Regions from separate parts of the Homo sapiens genome. Here region 2 is linked to region 1. The links are chromatin loops, found by intact Hi-C in ENCODE. Cell type or tissue: Caco-2. All regions are shown on one strand. Links, peaks and the distances in the headings refer to the core of each region. The heading gives the core; the rest is flanking DNA.

Region 1 (9,109 bases), core at 407-8,406:
GTACTGGTCTTTCTTTAGGCCAAATTAATTAGAGCTCTTTTTACAGACATTACACATAATAACACACACAGACAGGCAGAAGAAAACCCAGTCCCTACGAGATTCTTTTTCACAATGAAAAACTTTATGGAGAGTACAAACAGTGATAGTTGTGGGGCTTGGCCTAGTAAAACGTCTTCTAAAAAAAACCCAAAAAACAAAAACAAAAATCTTGCTTAAAACTTAACTGCTGACAGGGTAGAGAAGAGGGTAAAAAAGAGAATAGTTTAAAAATGCCTGGGGAAGAATCTCTTATTCTTAGGCAAGGGGTTCCTCTACCAAGAGAAAAGCTTAATTACTGTCCAATGGAGCTGAACCCCTTGACCAGAGAAGGAGAAGGCTCCAGTGGCTTGTGGTGGAAAATGCCAGCCAGCTGGCTCTGTGAGACCCTTGGGCCATGCATCCCAGCCCTGGCAGGGAGGGGAGAGCAGTGGGGAGCTGCTGCTCACCAGTGGGTCCTGAAAAAGGAAGGAAAATGCTACTAAAAGTCCCAGGAGCTAAGGGGGTTGGGGGCATGGTTTTATCTACTCTCAGGAGTCTGAGGATGAAAAGGCTTAGGAGCAACAGCGAGAGGTTTTGAGTCCCCATTTCATTCACTGCTTCTCTAGCCAAACGTTGGGTGCCAAAAATGTTGCAGAACTTTTCCTTAGTTCAGCTAAAAACAAGGTTCTTTCTCCCACAGCCATGAAAATTCAGGCTTGCAGACAATTTAAATGGTGAGTAAGACAGGGTTGTGGTGGGTGAAAAGGAAGGGGCAAGGAAGAACTCTTGGAAGGTGAGAGTCCCTGCTGGAGCATTTCCCTCCCACTTTTCAAATCCCAGGTTCCACACAGGAAGAGGAGAGGCCCGAGTCCTCCCCACTGCAAAGAGTGCAAATTTCTGTGGCTCCACCCCAGTGTGCAGGCTGGTTAGAGTATTTCTGGGGAGCCCCCTGCCACCTGCCTCTCTCACATGGATGACTCTCAAATGCATTATTCCAAGCAAAAGAAGCTATTCTCAAAAGACTGCAAACTGTGTGATTCCATGTTGATGACACTCTTACAAGACAAAACTATGGGGACAGCAAACATACCAGTGGCTGCCAGAGATCATGGTAGAAAAAGAGGTTCACAACCAAGGGAAATAAGAGAAGGAGTTGTGGTCAGAGATAACTCTGACTTCCTGGTTGTCACTCCTGCCCCCACATGGCGTGTGACTTGTTTCAGCTCCCCAAGGCTTAAGGTGCTATCCTGGGAAGCAGTGGGTTTCTCCTTCCCTGGAATTAACCAAGCAGAGGCTGGAGGAACTCTTAGCAGAGAGGTGACAGAAGTCCTGAAAGCTTTTGCCACTGACAGACAATAAATACATATTTCACCACTGACCCTATGACATGCAATAACTCTAGTCATTTCTTTTCTCTTCTCCCCTCTCCTCCTATCCCCTCCTCCTCTCTGTTTTCTTCTTCTCTATGGGTGGGGCCCAGCAATCTATGGTTCAACGGGCGTTTCAGGTGATCCTGTTGCTTCCTAGAGTTTGAGAGTCACTGCCTTAGGGAAAAGAATAGATGTGCTCCAAATTGCAAACAGGTAGGGAAAGAATTGCACCTTCATGACGATGAAAGAGTCAAAGGTGGCCTTGTACTTAACGTGTCATAATATCTGCAGTTGGAGGCTCAGGAGTTCGATCCACAGAGCAAACTCAATGAGAACACAGGGTCAGCATCCACAAACATCCTCAGAAGGGTGAAGCCTTTCAACTGTGATGCCTTCAGGAAAAATCCACAGAGGCCAGGAAGAAAAGTGATGGCAACAAAAAGTTGTTTCAAGCAAATGGGATAAAATTAGTAAGGTCATGGGTAAAATGCAGTTAAGAGATTATGAGATATTCATCCCAAGTATGATGGTGACCAAAGTCCTATTTACAAAGAGGAGATTTATGGGGATCCTGAGATAAGAAGAACTTGTGTTCAAACAAGATATTTAAAAACAAAAACTCTCATGGTTCTACAGACCTGAGAATGGGGTTAACAAGACAGTTCTCATTAAATGAAGGAGGTAGCCTAATAAATTAAGGGGATCATGAGGCCTCTGGACTCCAGTCTTCCCAGATTTGGGAAAGATCAGATGCATATGGTTTCTGCATTTTGATTCTCAGCCATGATTCGAGGCCTTTCCTTAGAATCAGGTGCCTGGCTTCGTGGTCTCCATGCCATAGGCCCTGGACCTGAGCTGTTTGTGGCAGGTTCTGTTCTCTGGGCATGTTGTACTGGGGGCCCTGACCATCCTCTTCATGTTTGATTTCCTGCTCTTGTGTGACCTGCCTAAACTTGACAGGAGTTTCTTTGTGACACTGCATCCTTTTCCTGAGAGCATGCTGACATTTGGCCCCATTTGGGGAAACTCTGGCAACATGGCAGAGCACAAATGAATGAAATTCCAGGCATTCCATTTGGAGGCAGGGATGGTCCGTCCGGAGACACAGGTGGGTCTAAAATCCTGCAAAGATTGGAAGGGCTTCATGTGGCCTAGGAATGATGACAGATTTGTGGGTCTTAACAGTGACCACCATATGGAGACACATTCCAAGAACAGAAGTTGAGTGTGCAAGGTCTGCAGACAGACGCCCAGCTCTGTCACTTTCTAACTGGGTGTGCCTGGACAACTTATGAAAAGTAGTTTCACATCTTTCTAAAATGGAAATATGAATATATTAATGGTACCTACTGTTATAGGGCCAATAGGTTTCTATGACCGCTGTGCAGTAACAGACCACTTACACTAGGTCAGCAGGGTTTGCAGCAGAGAAAGAGTTTAGTGATCACAGGGCACTGAGTGAGAAGATAGAAGAAGATCCTCAAATCCATCTCCCTGAGAAGTTCTGGGCTGGGGTTTTTAAGGATATCGTGGAGGGTGAGATGCCAGAAAATTGGGGTTGTTGATTGGTTGGGGTAAGGGGGAAGAAATAATCAGCAATTGGAAACTGCATATTTTGGTGAGTCAGCTGCTCCTGGGATCATTCAGACCCACTGAGTCAGTAGTTTAATCAGTATGCAAGACCTGAGGGAATATCTCAAAGGGAAAACATAACATTTCAAGTTGTTATTTATAGAACAGTTGATAGGAACTATAATCTTAAAAGAGGATCTACATGATTCTGAGGCCATAGGCACCAAACAACTGTGGGGAAGCAGTTAGAAAGCAGCAGACCTCATGATTAGTGCTGAAGGTGCTGCAAGCTCGGTTTATTTTCACTTCTACCCTCTTCCTCTCCCTGTCCCCAATCCCAGGATTCAGAAAGACAATTATGAGAGTTCAGAGGTGTTGGTGCCTCTATGATGCTGCAAGCAACATTTTCCAGGATGGCCTTGAGCTTGGGTGGGAAAGCAGGCATGGTAATGGGAATGGGTCAGGCACAGGCTGCTGAGGACAGAGCATTGGAAAGACCATCATGACCTTTAGAATTCTGTAATCAGTGGATTTGACCTTTCATAAATTGCCTGAAGTTCTGTAGCATGTAGCAATTCATAAATTTACAAATACAAAAACATTGCATTGTGTATTCTCTGAGGTTGGTGTATTGTAGATGGCTTAGCTAGTGAGTGAGCCTAGTAGGCTGCCAAGTGATCCTAAAATCATGGCTTAGTGGCTCTCGTGCTGTACATTGTTGAACCACTCTAACTGTTAGAAATGCCTTCCTGAAAACTTTCTCCTTCTAAAAGTCATCATTTGTATCTACATTTTGTTCCTAGTATACAAAGTGTCATTCCCTCCTCCATAAAGTCGCTTCAAATAGCTGAAGAGCTACAGCGTGGAACAGGCCAATATGGGAGACACCAGGGACTGGTAGGCCCTCATTTCAACACCGCATCAGAGGAATCCAGAGGCTTATCTAAGGGAGAACCTGTTTGTCATTGAAATCGTCCACCATTCAATGAAGTTGCAGTTCTTGCTTGAACCACTAGGTGTCACTGACACTATGCGTGGCAGACACTAGTGTGGGGCTGAGAATGAGTCCCCTGTTAAAAGTCAAACATGCCCTTTGAATCCCAATTTTGACTTAAATTGTTTTATTATCACATTACTCAAAGGCATACAAACAAAATCTAGACACCGTATGCTTATCTCAAAACAATAAAATTAAAAGTATAGAAATAGAAACAAAGCAATAACATTCAAGTTAATTTAATGTGCTAGGTAATGTTATTCTACTGGAACTAAATGGGTGATTTGGACTTTTTAACATCACTAATGTGCATTCATATTTTTTTGGTCTACTGGTCATGGACTTAAGTCTATTTACTACCCATATGATGGACCAACATTTGAGTCATTTTAAAAACTTTTACTTAAAAACTAGCTATTTTAAAAATCATCAACCCATCCTTTTCAGGTGCCAATAGATTGAAGAATACAACTCCAACAATTCAATTCAATTATACCCCATTTTACGCAATCCCTTGCTGTACTGATTCATTATAATGCTAATTACCTTTGAAATATTTCAAAAATGTTTCAAATATTTCAATCCCTTGCTGTATTGATTCATTATAATGCTAATTACATTTGAAATATTTCCCTAAAAGAGTTATATGTAAATACAAACTATTGCAGTAGCTAGTAATATTTTCTTTGTGTCCTTCAGTGAATGAGAGCTAGCCAGACCTTGGGGAGCAGAAACTACCAGGTCTGCTCCATCCTTCCTGACACTGCCACCAGGTGCAACTTGGGTCAAGCAGTGCAGCTGCTTCACCCCTGCCCTGTAGGTCTCTGTGGTCTCAAGGCCCCAACACACGTGCCTCCACCAGCTTTGTCATCAGAGGCAACATACCCCAGAACCATCGGCTGCTGACACTGGGTTTCAACTATGAGGCCAAATACGTGGGTTACCCACCCTGCCCTGCCCTGCTCAGCTCAGCTCAGCCATCACAGGTCTGGACCTTCAGGCGCGAACTCTGAAAGGAGTCTTAAGCAGAACAGCATCATATCCTGGGAGCACAACTGGGAAGCTGGGAATCCATGTGTGGGTTCCATCCCTCCCTAGCCTCTGCAAATTAACATATAAGGAGAAGAGTCCCATTAATTCACCCAAGTTACCAGCTCTTTCCCACAGTGGTGCTACACACACCAAGAAATGTGAGGATGTGGCTAGGCATCTGTTAGAAAAATTTCCAAATATTCCATTGTAATTACTGGTCTCTCTAATATCTGCAGTGGGAGCTGATCTGCATTGAGTAAGCATCTCAAGAGTGAAGAATGGCTTGATTCCAAGTGAACTCAAATCTCAGCCTTACAACAGCCAAGATACCCTGCTCTGCCTTTTGTTTCAGGAAACAAACTTTGTAGCTTCTGCAAAGCTCTTCATCCTTACTCAAGAAATTCTCCCAGAAGGGTTTGCAATGAGCATGTTGTTTTCTCTCTCTCTTTCTTTCTTTCTCTCTCTCTCTTTCTTTCTTTCTCTCTCTCTTTCTCTCTTTCTTTTTTTTTTGACAGAGTCTTGTTCTATTTCCCAGGCTGGAGTGCAGTGACATGATCTCAGCTCACTGCAACCTCCGCCTCCTGGGTTCAATTGATTCTTCTGCCTCAGCCTCCTGAGTAGCTGGGATTACAGGTGTGTACCACCATGCCTGGCTAATTTTCTGTTTCTCAGTAGAGATGTTGTTTCACCATGCTGACCAGGCTGGTCTCGAACTCCTGACCTCATGATCCACCCACCTTGGCCTCCCAAAGTATGGGGATTACAGGCGTGAGCCACCACGCCCAGCCGCCTGCTGTTTTCTTTAGGCTCTGCTCCCAGAGATAGTAACACAAATGATACTGGTTACCAAGTTGGTGGGCCTTGCAGAAACTAAAATACACACTCACAGATATGAACATTAATGGGGCACTACCATCACTGGAAAACACTGCATAAGCCCAGGACACTGACCTGAAGTGCAAATGTTTTCAACAAATTCAGAGAAAGACCATAGAAACTAAGCTTTCAGAAGATAGCTACCCACAGTCCAGCCTCTAAACCCACCTGTGTCTACACAGTAGATAAGCAGAGAACATCAACATGTGTCTCTCTCAACTTAAGTTCCAGGGGGAAGATGCAAACAGAAAGGGGAGACATGGTTTGACTCATGATATCATCAGAAAAATGACAGACCAGGCCAGACAGTCCCCCATTCCCATGTAAGAAGAAAAACAGTACATGAATCTAATATGCAGTTGTAGAAAAGTTAAAATTTTTCTCTAAGAAACACAAGGAAACTTTGTTAATATACTTTAAACTGATGAATTGTACTGGATGTAAACTGGACCTCAATAGAAGCCATCAGCCCCTGAATCACACTTGCTCCCTCCTATCTCAGACCTTCTCACACACCACTCCCTCTGCCTGGAATGTCACGTCCATTTCCTCCCAGTTCCCAGCTCTTTCATGCTACATCTGATCTGCAGTGTTTTGCTTCTGAACCATTTATTATTTGTAATTAAAAGTTATGTGTGCCTGTTGCTTTTAACATGTGGTTCTCTCTGCATACATACGCTCCATGAAGGGCTGTTTTCTCATCATCAGATGAGCCCATCTGGGAATGTGGATTGAAACTACCACCTCTTGCCCCATCCTGGAACTGTGAAAAACCGAAGATCTCTCTAAGAAGACTCTGATCAAATCCTTTTCTGGCAGCGGGGGTCAGTCCCCACCAGGGTCTATATTGCCCTTGAGCCTTGAAGACCCCTAGGTTTGAATTATTTTTTTACAGGAAGAAAATGTAAAAATAAAATAAAATACTGAAATATATATATGTATATATATATATATATATTTTTTTTTTTTTGAAATGGAATTTCGTTCTTGTTGCTCATGCTAGAGTGCAATGGCGTGATCTTGGCTGATTAGAACCTTGGCCTCCCGGGTTCAAGCAAGTCTCCTGCCTCAGCCTCCTGAGTAGCTGGGATTACAGGCATGTGCCACAATGCCCGGCTGATTCTGTATTTTTAGTAGAGATGGGGTTTCTCCATGTTGGTCAGGCTGGCCTTGACCTCCCGACCTCAGGAGATCCGCCTGCCTCGGCCTCCCAGAGTGCTGGGATTAAGGGTGTGGGCCACTGCGCCCTGCCTGAAATAGTTTTTAAAACGAAATAAAAAGATAATCCACAGGTGGGAGAAATTATTTGCATTTGTATATGTGATAAGGTATTTTTATCCAGGATATATGAATAACTTTCACAACTGAAGAATAAACAGACAAATAACCTAATTTACAAATAGGCAAATGATCTAATAGGCATTTCCCCAAAGAAGATATACAAATGGCCAATACACACATGAAAAGGTGCTTGACAGCATTAGTCATCAGGAAAATGCAAACCAAAACCTTGAGATACCACTTTACATCCATCAGGATAGCTAGAATCAAAAAGTTCATAACGACAAGTGCTGGCAAAGATGTGGAGGAATTGAAGCCCTCATACATTGATGGCGAAGTGCAGCTGTGTTAGAAGGCAGTCTGTCAGTTTCTCATATGATTGAACATAGAATTTTACCGTATAATCCAGCAGTTCCACTTCTAGGCATATACCCAAGAGAAATGAAAACACATGTTCACACAGAAACTTGCACATGAGTGTTTATAGCAGCATTGTTCATAATAGCCAAATGGTGGAAACAACTCAGTGGATGAATGAATAGATAAGTAAAAAATTGTATATCCATATAATGCGATATTAGAACTGAACTATAACACAACACTGATGAACCTTGAAATCTTGTGCTGAATTAAAGAAGCCAGTCACAAAAGACCACATCTATTTGATTCCACTCCTATGAAAGTCCAGAATAGGAAACTCTATAGCGACAGAAATTAGATTAGGGCTGAGGAAAGATGGGGAATAGGAGAAAATGGGTGGATGGCTGAAGGATACAAACTTTTTTTGAGGTAATAATGTCCTGGCCTGGCACGGTGGCTCGTGCCTGTAATTCCAGCACTTTGGGAGACTGAGGCAGGTGGATCACGAAGTCAGGAGTTTGAGACCAGCCTGACAGACATGCTGAAACCCCATCTCTACTAAAAATAATAATTAAAAGAAGTAGCCGGGCATTGTGGTGTGTGCCTGTAATCCCAGCTACTCAGGAGGCTGAGGCAGGAGAATCACTTGAACTGGGGAGGCGGAGGTTGCAGTGAGCCAAGATCGCACCACTCCACTCCAGCCTGGGCAACAGAGCAAGACTCCATCTCAAAAAAAAAAAAAAAAAAGTTCTAAAATGGACTGTTTTGATGGCTGCACAAACTTGTGAATATATTAAAAAGTATTGAAATGTACACTTTAAATGGGGAAATATATGGTATGTAAATTATGTCCAAGCTAAGTTGTTTTCTTTTTAAACACTGTATTGGAAGTATAGAAAAAATGATACGGGGCCAGACTGATCTGAGTTTGAATTTTTGCTCCAGTATTTACCAGCCTTGGATCTGGATTAAGTCCCTTTGATCCTCTAAACCTTGTTTTCTCATCTATAAAGTGAATACATTGATTATACCCACCACAAAGAGTTATTTTGGGAATTGAGATAATGCATATCAAGTGCTTAGCCTCATTGCCTTGTACATAGTAGGCACTAAATGACTGTTAACTGAATGAAATATTCAGGGAGCACACAGCCAGATGTAAACACGTAGAGCAGATGCCCAGGGCCCCCAGAGATTATTCAGAAGCCTGCAAATAAATTTGTTAGAAGAGCAGATTTTGTCCTTTGGTGAGGACAGCTTTCCAAAGGGATAAAACCTATTTCAAAGCCCTAAGGATAGGGACACCCAGGCCAATCAATTAGTAGTAGACATTTTTTCTGGGTGGGAGTGGGGATGTTCTTTGCATGGTTAGATTCTAATAAATGGGCCCTCCTGCATCTGCCCACCCTACAGGGAATGGGGACAGTGGACTTCCCTCCTTCCCTCTGCACATTCCCTGACCAGAAGGTCCAGGGGAAAGGATGGGCAGAGAGCAGAGTAGTTACATAGGTGTGATGGGCAGAGGCCAGATCTCCCTCCAGGTCATGAGGAGACTCACGGCAGATCTCAGTAGATGGAAGTGTTCAGCCCCGAGGACAGC
Region 2 (9,109 bases), core at 82-8,081, 71 kb after region 1:
GCCCAGTTCTGAGGACACTTCTTTCCCAGGAGATTGGGGGTGCAGTGTGTTGTTGCTCACCATCTCCAGAAATATCCAACCTTCCCAGCCCCCAAGACCATAAGAGGTGGGGAGATCCAGAGACACCATAGTTGGTACATGTGCCAAAAAACTGCAGAAGGAGACAAATCAGGTACTTACCTCTACTCGGCTCTGAATAGCCATTGCATAAATGAGGAGTCATATTCGTAAGGATTGACCTCCAGATAAAAACTAATATCAGTTGAGGAAGATACAGGATGGCAGGTTTGGACTCATTATATTAAAAGAGCTTTCTATAGTTTGAGTCATCCAAAAAAGGAATAGAAGCTTTGGGACACAGTGAGATTCCTGTCAGTGGTGAAGCATATATATATACACAGGCACAGCCACTTGGTAGGGGTGTTAGAAGTGCAGGAGGAAGTAGGACTCCTGGTGAATTTCCTTCCAGTGACCCATTCCTAGATTTTAAGAAATCCTTGTATTGGTAGTCAGGTTTTCTAGAGAAACAGAACCGATAGTATACACACACACACACACACAAACCACATTTTCAGAATTGGCTCATGTGACTGTGGAGGCTTGGTGAATTCAAAATATGTTATGGGAGGCCATGAGGCTGGAGAATCAGGAAATACTTGAAGTTTGAGTCTAAAGGCAGAGTGCTAGAAAACCAGGAAGGGGCAGTGTTGCAGATAAAGTCTGAAGGCAATCTCCTAGGGAAGTTTTCTTGCTCAGGGTGGTCAGCCTTTTGTTCTATCAAGGGCTTCAGTTGACTGAATGAGGCCTCCCAACATTATGAAGGACAATCTGCTCTATTCAGTCTATTGATTTAAATGTTAATCTCATTCCCAAACATCCACACTGAAACAGTCAAAATAATGCATGACCATAAATCTGGGCACAATGACCCAGAAAATTTGATGAGACTTTATTTCATCTTTCTGTGGTTTGTCAATTTTCCAAGACACAATAAACCTTTCTATCTTCTGCCAAGCTTTAAAACATATTTGTTGGCACAGAAACTAGCAATTCTTTAGAGGCTTAAAGCAATTCACCAGTAATAGGACACCTCTCTAAGCAAGGCTGCAAGAGCTCTCTGATCTACAGAAATGCTAATCCTGAAGAGGAAGGAAAAACAAGCCAGGCAGTTTGTGGTAGTAATAAAGGTGGAGTTAAAAATGTATTTAAATAATATAAAGTTAAAAACTTTTACATATAATGTATCCAGTTGGTTCTTACTCTGCTACAAAGAAATACCCAAAAGTGTGTAATTTATAAGGAAAAGAAGTTTAATTGACTCACAGTTCCACATGGCTGGGAAAGCCTCAGGAAACTTACAATCATGGCAGAAGGTGATGGGGAAGGAAGGCACCTTCCTCACAAGGCAGCAGAAAAAAGAAGTGCTGAGGAAAGGGGAAAAAGCTCCTAATAGAACCATCAGATCTTGTGAAAACTCATTCACTATCACAAGAACAGCATGGGCATAACTGCCCCCATCATTCAATTACCTTCCACCAGGTTTCTCCTATGACATGTGGGGATTATGGAAACTCCAATTCAAGATGACGTTTGGGTGGGGTCACAGCCAAACCATATAATTCTGCCTCTGGCTTCTCTCAATTCTCATGTCCTCACATTTCAAAACACAGTCATGCCTTTTCAATAGTCCTGGAAAGTCTTAGCTCATTCCAGCATCAACCCAAAAGTCCAAGTCCAAAGTTTCATCTGATACAAGGCAAGTCCCTTGTGCCTGTGAGCCTGTAAAGTCAAAAAGAAGTAGTTACTTCCTAAATACAAAGTGGGTACAGGCATCGGGTAAATACACCCATTTCAAATTGGAGAAATAGGCCAAAACAAAGGGGCTACGGGCCACATGGAAGTTCAAAATCCAATAGGGCAGTCATTAAACAATAAAGTTCAAAAATGATCTCCTTTAACTCCATGTCTCCTATCCAGGTCACACTGATGCAAGAGGTGAGCTCTTGCAGCCTTGGGTAGCTCCATTCGTGTAGCTTTGCAGGGTACAATCTCACTCTCACTTCCTTTCACAGCTGGCATTGAGTGTCTGTGGCTTTTCCAGGCACTCAGCTCAAGTTGTCGGTGGATCTACCATTATGGGGTCTGTAGGATGGGGGCTGTCTTCTCACAGCTCCACTAGGCACTGCTCCAGTGGTGACTCTGTGTGGGGGCTCCAACCCCACATTTCTCTTTTGCACTGCCCTAGCAGAGGTTCTTCATGAGGTCTGAAACCCTGCAGCAGACTTCTGCCTGAACATCCAGGCATTTTCATACATCCTGTGAAATCTAGGTGGAGGTTCCCAAAACTCAATTCTTGTCTTCTGTACACTTGCAGGTGCAACACCACGTTGAAGCTACCAAGGCTTGGGGCTTGTGCCCTCTGAAACAAGGGTCTGAGCTGTACCCTGGCCCTTTTTAGCCACAGCTGGAGTGGCTGGGATGCAGGGCACCATATTCCAAGGCTGCGCAGAGCAGGGGTGCCCAGGGCTTGGCCCAGGAAACTTTTTTCTCCTAGGTCTCCATGTTTGTGATGGGAGGGTCTGCCTTGAAGGCCTCTGACATGCCCTGGAGGCATTTTCCTCATTGTTTTGGTGATTAACATTTAGCTCTTTATTACTTATGCAAATTTCTGCAGTTGGCTTGAGTTTCTCCTTAGAAAATGGATTTTTCTTTTCTGTCATATCACCAGACTGCAAATTTTTCAAATTTTTATGCCATGCTTCCCGTTGAAGACTTTGCCACCTAAAAAATTTCTTCTGGGAGATACCATAAATCATCTCTCTCAAATTCAAAGTTTCAAAGATCTCTGGGGAGGGGCAAAATGCCACCAGTCTCTGCTAAAGCATTGCAAAAGTGACCTTTATTCCAGTTCCCAACAAGTTCCTCATCTCCATCTGAGACCACTTCAACCTGGACTTTATTGTCCATATCACTATCAGCATTTTGGTCAAAGCCATTCAACAAGTCTTTAGGAAGTTCCAAACTTTTCCCCATTTTTCCATCTTCTTCTGAGCCTCCCAAACTGTTCCAACCTCTGCCTGTTATCCAGTACCAAAGTCACTTCCACATTTTTCCGTATCCTTATAGCAGTGCCACATTCCCTCAATGCCAACTGACTATATTAGTTTTTTCTCATACTGCTATGAAGAAGTACCTGAGACTGAGTAATTTATAAAGAAAAGAGGTTTAGTTGACTCACAGTTTTGCATAGCTGGGAAAGCCTCAGGAAACTTACAATCATGACAAAAGGTGATGGGAAAGAAAGGCACCTACTTCACAAGGAGGAAAGAAGGAGAAGTGCTGAGCAAAGTGGAAAAAAGCCCCTGATAAAACCATCAGATCTTGTGAGAACTCACTCACTATCATAAGAACAGCATGGGGGTAACCACCCCCATGATTCCATTACCTCCCAATGGGTCCCTCTCATGATGACATATGGGTAGGGACACAGCAAAACCATATCACATAACGTAAAATTTTATCCATTTTTCTAACATTGCCTTCCTATCATCACACTGTAAAACAAACTAGTTTCCTCTTAACTCATCAATGACACCTAAACTCCTTTTCCTCATGCTGTATCTACTTTCCCTATGTCTGTCTAGAACTCATAGAACTCATAATGGCAGCAACTTTCTTCTCCAGCTCCCTGCAGCAGATGCAGGGACACTGCAGGCTCTCTTACCTTTCCTGCCAATGAAGCAAAGGTGGCCTCACCTCCCTGGTAAATGTGCCCTTAATGCAGCCAAGACTGCCCTGGCTCAGGATTCCCAGCCTCCTCACCACCAAAGGGCCATTTCCAACCAAATATGCTGCATTTGTACATCATAAAGGAGTGCCCTTGTCTTTTCGTTCTCCAAAGACATCAGAACCTGAACAGCACACCTGCCCCAAGACCAAACTGAGGGTCAGGCTGCTTATTCTCACAGCCAAATAATGAGATGCAGATGGACTGGGAAAGGAGGATGTTTATTTCTGTAACCCGGTACAGGCAGAAGGTCTGGAAATTATCCCCAGACCAACTCAAAATTACAAAGTTTTCCAGAGCTTATATACCTTCTGAACTACATGTCTACATGTAAATGTCCATTCATTTAAAGACATAAGTGATTGACTTCTTCTAATCTATAACTAAGATCTGAGTCCTGAAGACCTTCCTCTGGAGCCTCAGTAAATTTTCTTAATCTAAATGGAAGCAGATGTGGAGTGATTACACTTACTTCATCTCCTGCTAAGACATGGAGCTTTGAGGAGTTTCTTCAGACCCCCAATAAACTTGTTTGTAGAGGCCTGGGGACTTTCTTCAGATGAAACCTGTTTAATCCTAAATGGGTCCTGTTAAGAATTCCTTCATTATCTTGTCAGGCTTCAAGGCCCAGGAAAGGCCTAGGCAAAACTCTTGGTGACCTTTTGTTACATTCCAGTCTTTGTATAAGGGCACTGACTCTTTCAGCTTTTAATAATTAACTTAACCAGTCAGTACTAAAACAGTTGTTATGGAGGCCTACATTAGGGAGACCTGGCCTGCCATAATCTCCACTGTCAATTTGCGCATGATTTCTATCATGCTTGTATATTTATTTATCATAAGAATCATAGGGAGATGGGGCATCATAATGTTTCTAGCTACTTCCTGCTGAGAGGGGGTAATTGTTATGGGGCACCGAATGCAGCATTGGAGTGGAAAAGGTCAATTTGTTGCCAGTTGTACTCTCTATTTTGGGGGCTTAGGAGCAGCATCTGCTGAAACATAACAGTATGCAACAGCAACACATATAAGTAGATTGCTGCTGTTTTCTTCTGAAGTTTAAGTTATCTAGTCTTCAGTTTTCAGGGCTTTAAGAAGGCACAGCTTAGGCTGCAGTGATTTCCAATTAGGAAAAATGGGAACAAAAAAAAAAAGAAAAAGACAAAAACTGAAAGCACTTTTTGGAGATTTGTAGCCAGGAAAATTAGAATTTAATCCAAACTGCACAAAATAATAAAAATTGAGAAAACATTAGGCAAGATGAGAATCTAACAAAGGTTAGTGTACTATAGTTTTTGAAACATTATTTTACTCTCAAATTTCCAATTGTTACTAAAGACAAATTATGGTAGGCCTGATTTGCTTTATTATAATTGGTCAGATTGTTTGAGTAAAGTGCAGCAAGAATAATTATTTTTCACATAAGCCTTTTAAATTGGCTTTGATGGAACTTTGTTCCATGGAAGGAATCTAAGATGAGACCTTTTAAGGCCAAGCCTAGCCATGGATTTGTACCATCAAATATCTATGAGTTGGGTGAATTCCTCTCCTCTTGAAATTCTAAGATAACTTGGGGCTCCTGGCCTGTCAGAAAGTGACATTCTTTACTTACACAAATCAGGAACCTTGTACATGGACTGTGTAGACAAGGTATGAGGCTTTCCCAATGGGCTTTTATTGGCTCTATAAGTCCAGTTTGATTCCTTAAAGAAAAGCACATCATTCCCGTCAAAGCCTTGGTAAAAATAACCCGTTTTTCCAATTGTGTCCTGTTATAAATGTAAACAGGTTCTTATGGCACTTATGCAAGTAACTATATTGCCATAAGTTAAGCATATTCATAATAGTTTACAAATTCTGGAGAAATCAAGTAGAGATAAAAAAAAGCTCCAAATATTGTTCCTAAGGGTCCACTTTACATAATTGTTAAAAGCTGTCAAGAGTGTAAAAGGTTTTTTTACTCTAAAAGCAAAACAGCAACGTTTTAAGCAAAAAGTCAAAAAGATTATTTCAGTCTCCCATTCGTTCAGCTCATGCAGTTAATTCCTGTCCTGCTTCATATTAATGAACATTTTATCTCTCCAAGGGTCCTGAACATTTTTCCTCTATTCTGATGTCACAATCTCCAAAGTGATAAGAAACCTGCATTCAAGAGCACCTGTTAGAGCTTTATAGTTGATTATAAAACCAGCTTCTAAAGAGGACCAAAACAAGACAACAATTGTTGATGGGTGACAAAAAGTCTTAGGGTGGCCATAGTCAAAGACACAGTTGACAATCTGTTACCTCTGTGACACACAATAATTTAACATAAAAATTATAATTATTACTGATAATGTACACTGAGATATCAGAATTATAGGAGTTTCCCATAACTTTGGTACACATACCAGTAACATATTTATACAAATATAACCCAAAGTAAGCCAAACACCATTTTATATTTGACAATGCTTTTTGTATGATTTTTGTACCACATAAGTGAAAATTCACCTTTACATTAGTGTACTATTAATGTTAAACCCAATTCTTAATAAAACCTTATAGACATATCTACCCAATTTTAATGTTTGATCATAAGGTAAGATTCTCATAAACCTTTTATAATCTTTTACTATTTTTGTTGAAGAGGAGTTTAGTGTTCTAAGAGAAACCTGTTGTGCTTTTATTTCAGTGTTCAATTTACAGAAAAGCTGGGTAATATCCCTTTAAATTTAGCCAATATGTTCACACACAATTTATTTTACAATTAATTTTCTCATAAACCTTCCACAACTTGCTTAAACCTTCAGCTTTATTTTATTTAAAACAATCCTTTAATCTTTTAGACAAAAAAATCGACATTCTCACGCATTATTATAATCTTTTTTTTACCAAAAGTATATTTTTTTACACAACTTGCATGTAAAATTGTCTCTTCAGTAGTCTCAAATACATGTTACACTGTTAGCTCTTAGCAAATTTTACTTCTAGTGAAAACTTTGGTAAGTTTGGGATTTTAATTATGTAACAGGTGTGGGGCCTAGGACCTAGACAGAAGTGCAGATAAGGTTTGACTTTTTCTAGCATCTAACTCCATGTGTCCCAGGCCTTACCTAGCTGTAAAGCAGACAAGTTGTACAGTTAAGAGTCATAGTTGCCTTTTATGAAGCATTTAGGAGGCCTAATTACCTTTAAATGGTACAATGTTTTTGTATAAATTCCCTTTCATAAATTCTTTCAGGACTTTCATCCCTCTTTCTAACCATACCTCTTTCTAAAACAACCAGTCATTTTATTCTAGGACTAAATTTCCCATACAAGATTCTCTTTTATGTAAAGTCATTTTTCTTCAAGCTTTTTACCAAAAATAACTGTTTTTATAACTTTATATCTCTCATATTTTCTGGTTCCCTTTACCTTGTTTTATGTATAACTAAATAAGCTTTGAATTCGACAAAAAGTATTTACCCTTTAAAAGGATAGTTTTTATAAAGAATGTTTTCCTATATTTTTATTGGAAAATACCCAAATAATATCTATTGTTTAACTTAATGTAACTTTAGATTTCAGATTATGACAAGTTTGTCTATAAGTATTTATCCCATTACATTTACCTAATTATTTGTTTACCTAGATTATTCAGGAAAACTGTGATAGTTGTTATTTAATGTTATAAAACTGCCATTGCAAAAGTATTACTGAGACAGTGAAAAAGACTTCTTGCTTCTGACCTCCAAGCTATTCTTATTAAGGTAGTTTATAGTTTAGCTTTGAAACAAAGATGATAACAAAACAAACCTCCTTCACCCCTGTGAACTAGACTGCCTAAAGCCACAAGACTAGAAGTTATGGTATTTTGCTAAATAATTCGAGATGTAGCTATTGTGTCCGGAATTGGTGGGTTCTTGGTCTCACTGACTTCAAGAATGAAGCCGCGGACCCTTGCGGTGAGTATTACAGCTCTTAAAAGTGGCGTGTCTTAAGTTTGTTCCTTCTGATGTTCGGATGTGTTCGGAGTTTCTTCCTTCTGGTGGGTTCATGGTCTTGCTGGCTCAGGAGTGAAGCTGAGGACCTTGGCGGTGAGTGTTACAGCTCTTAAGGCGGCGCGTCTGGAGTTGCTCCTTCCTCCTGGTGGGTTTGTGGTCTCGCTGGCTTCACGAGTGAAGCTGCAGACCTTCGCGGTGAGTATTACACTTTATAAAGGCAGTGTGGACCCAAAGAGCAACAGAACAAACCTTCCGCACCGTGGAAGGGAACCCTACCAGGTTACCACTGCTGGCTCGCGCAGCCTGCTTTTATTCTCTTATCTGGCCACACCCACATCGTGCTGATTGGTCCATTTTACAGAGAGCCCAGGGGTCTGTTTTGACAGGGTGCTGATTGATGCGTTTACAATCCCTGAGCTAGACACAAAGGTTCTCCAAGTCCCCACTAGATTAGCTAGATACAGAGTGTAGACACAAAGGTTCTCCAAGTCCCCACCAGAGTAGCTAGATACAGAGTGTCGATTGGTGCATTCACAAACCCTGAGCTAGACACAGGGTGCTGATTGGTGTGTTTACAAACCTTGAGCTAGATACAGAGTGCCAATTGGTGTATTTACAATCCCCTAGCTAGACATAAAGGTTCTCCAAGTCCCGACCAGTCAGGAGCCCAGCTGGCTTCACCCAGTGGATCTCCCACGGGGGCTACAGGTGGAGCTGCCTGCCAGTCCCGCGCCATGCGCCCACACTCCTCAGCCCTTGGGTGGTTGATGGGACTGGGCGCCATGGAGCAGGGGGCTGCACTCATCTGGGAGGCTGGGGCTGCACAGGAGCCCACGGAGTGGGGGGAGGCTCAGGCATGGCCGGCTTCAGGTCCCCAGCCCTGCCCCGCGGGAAGGCAGCTAAGGCCCGGCGAGAAATTGAGCGCAGCGGCTGTGGGCCGGCACTGCTGGGGGACCCAGCACACCCTCCGCAGCCGCTGGCCCGGGTGCTAAGCTCCTCATTGCCCAGGGCGGCAGGGCCAGCCGCCGCTCCGAGTGCGGGGCTCGCCAAGCCCACGCCCACCCGGAAATCCAGCTGGCCCGCAAGCGCCCCGTGCAGCCCCGGTTGCCGCTCGCGCCTCTCCCTCCACACCTCCCTGCAAGCTGAGGGAGCCGGCTCCGGCCTTGGCCAGCCCAGAAAGGGGCTCCCACAGTGCAGCGGCGGGCTGAGGGGCTCCTCAAGCGCCGCCAAAGTGGGAGCCCAGGCAGAGGAGGCGCCGAGAGCGAGTGAGGGCTGTGAGGACTGCCAGCATGCTGTCACCTTTCACTATCTTCACTAAACCATATTGGTGTTTTATTTACTAAAAATTACACAA

The links. A loop is a pair of places that touch in the nucleus more often than their neighbours do. Peaks named below come from ENCODE experiments on the same cell type or tissue, not always from the same donor. Only the 100,000 strongest peaks of a DNase experiment are listed, where the experiment ranks them.
Region 2: a loop joins it to region 1, with 6 times the contacts of the local background. A loop is called at or near these places in 2 of 110 quality-filtered maps.

Annotation. Positions count from the first base shown.
Region 1 is chr1:157,366,124-157,375,232 of GRCh38, forward strand. No RefSeq gene overlaps it. Among named protein-coding and RNA genes, the nearest start is that of LINC02772, 96 kb to the left of the region's middle. RefSeq lists a silencer at 3,920-3,989. In Caco-2, for the core only: a CTCF peak has its summit at 3,966 (motif pointing right); DNase peaks (open chromatin) are centred at 1,258, 1,708 and 3,928.
Region 2 is chr1:157,437,786-157,446,894 of GRCh38, forward strand. No RefSeq gene overlaps it. Among named protein-coding and RNA genes, the nearest start is that of FCRL5, 110 kb to the right of the region's middle. In Caco-2, for the core only: no CTCF peak of the experiment used is centred there; a DNase peak (open chromatin) is centred at 4,426.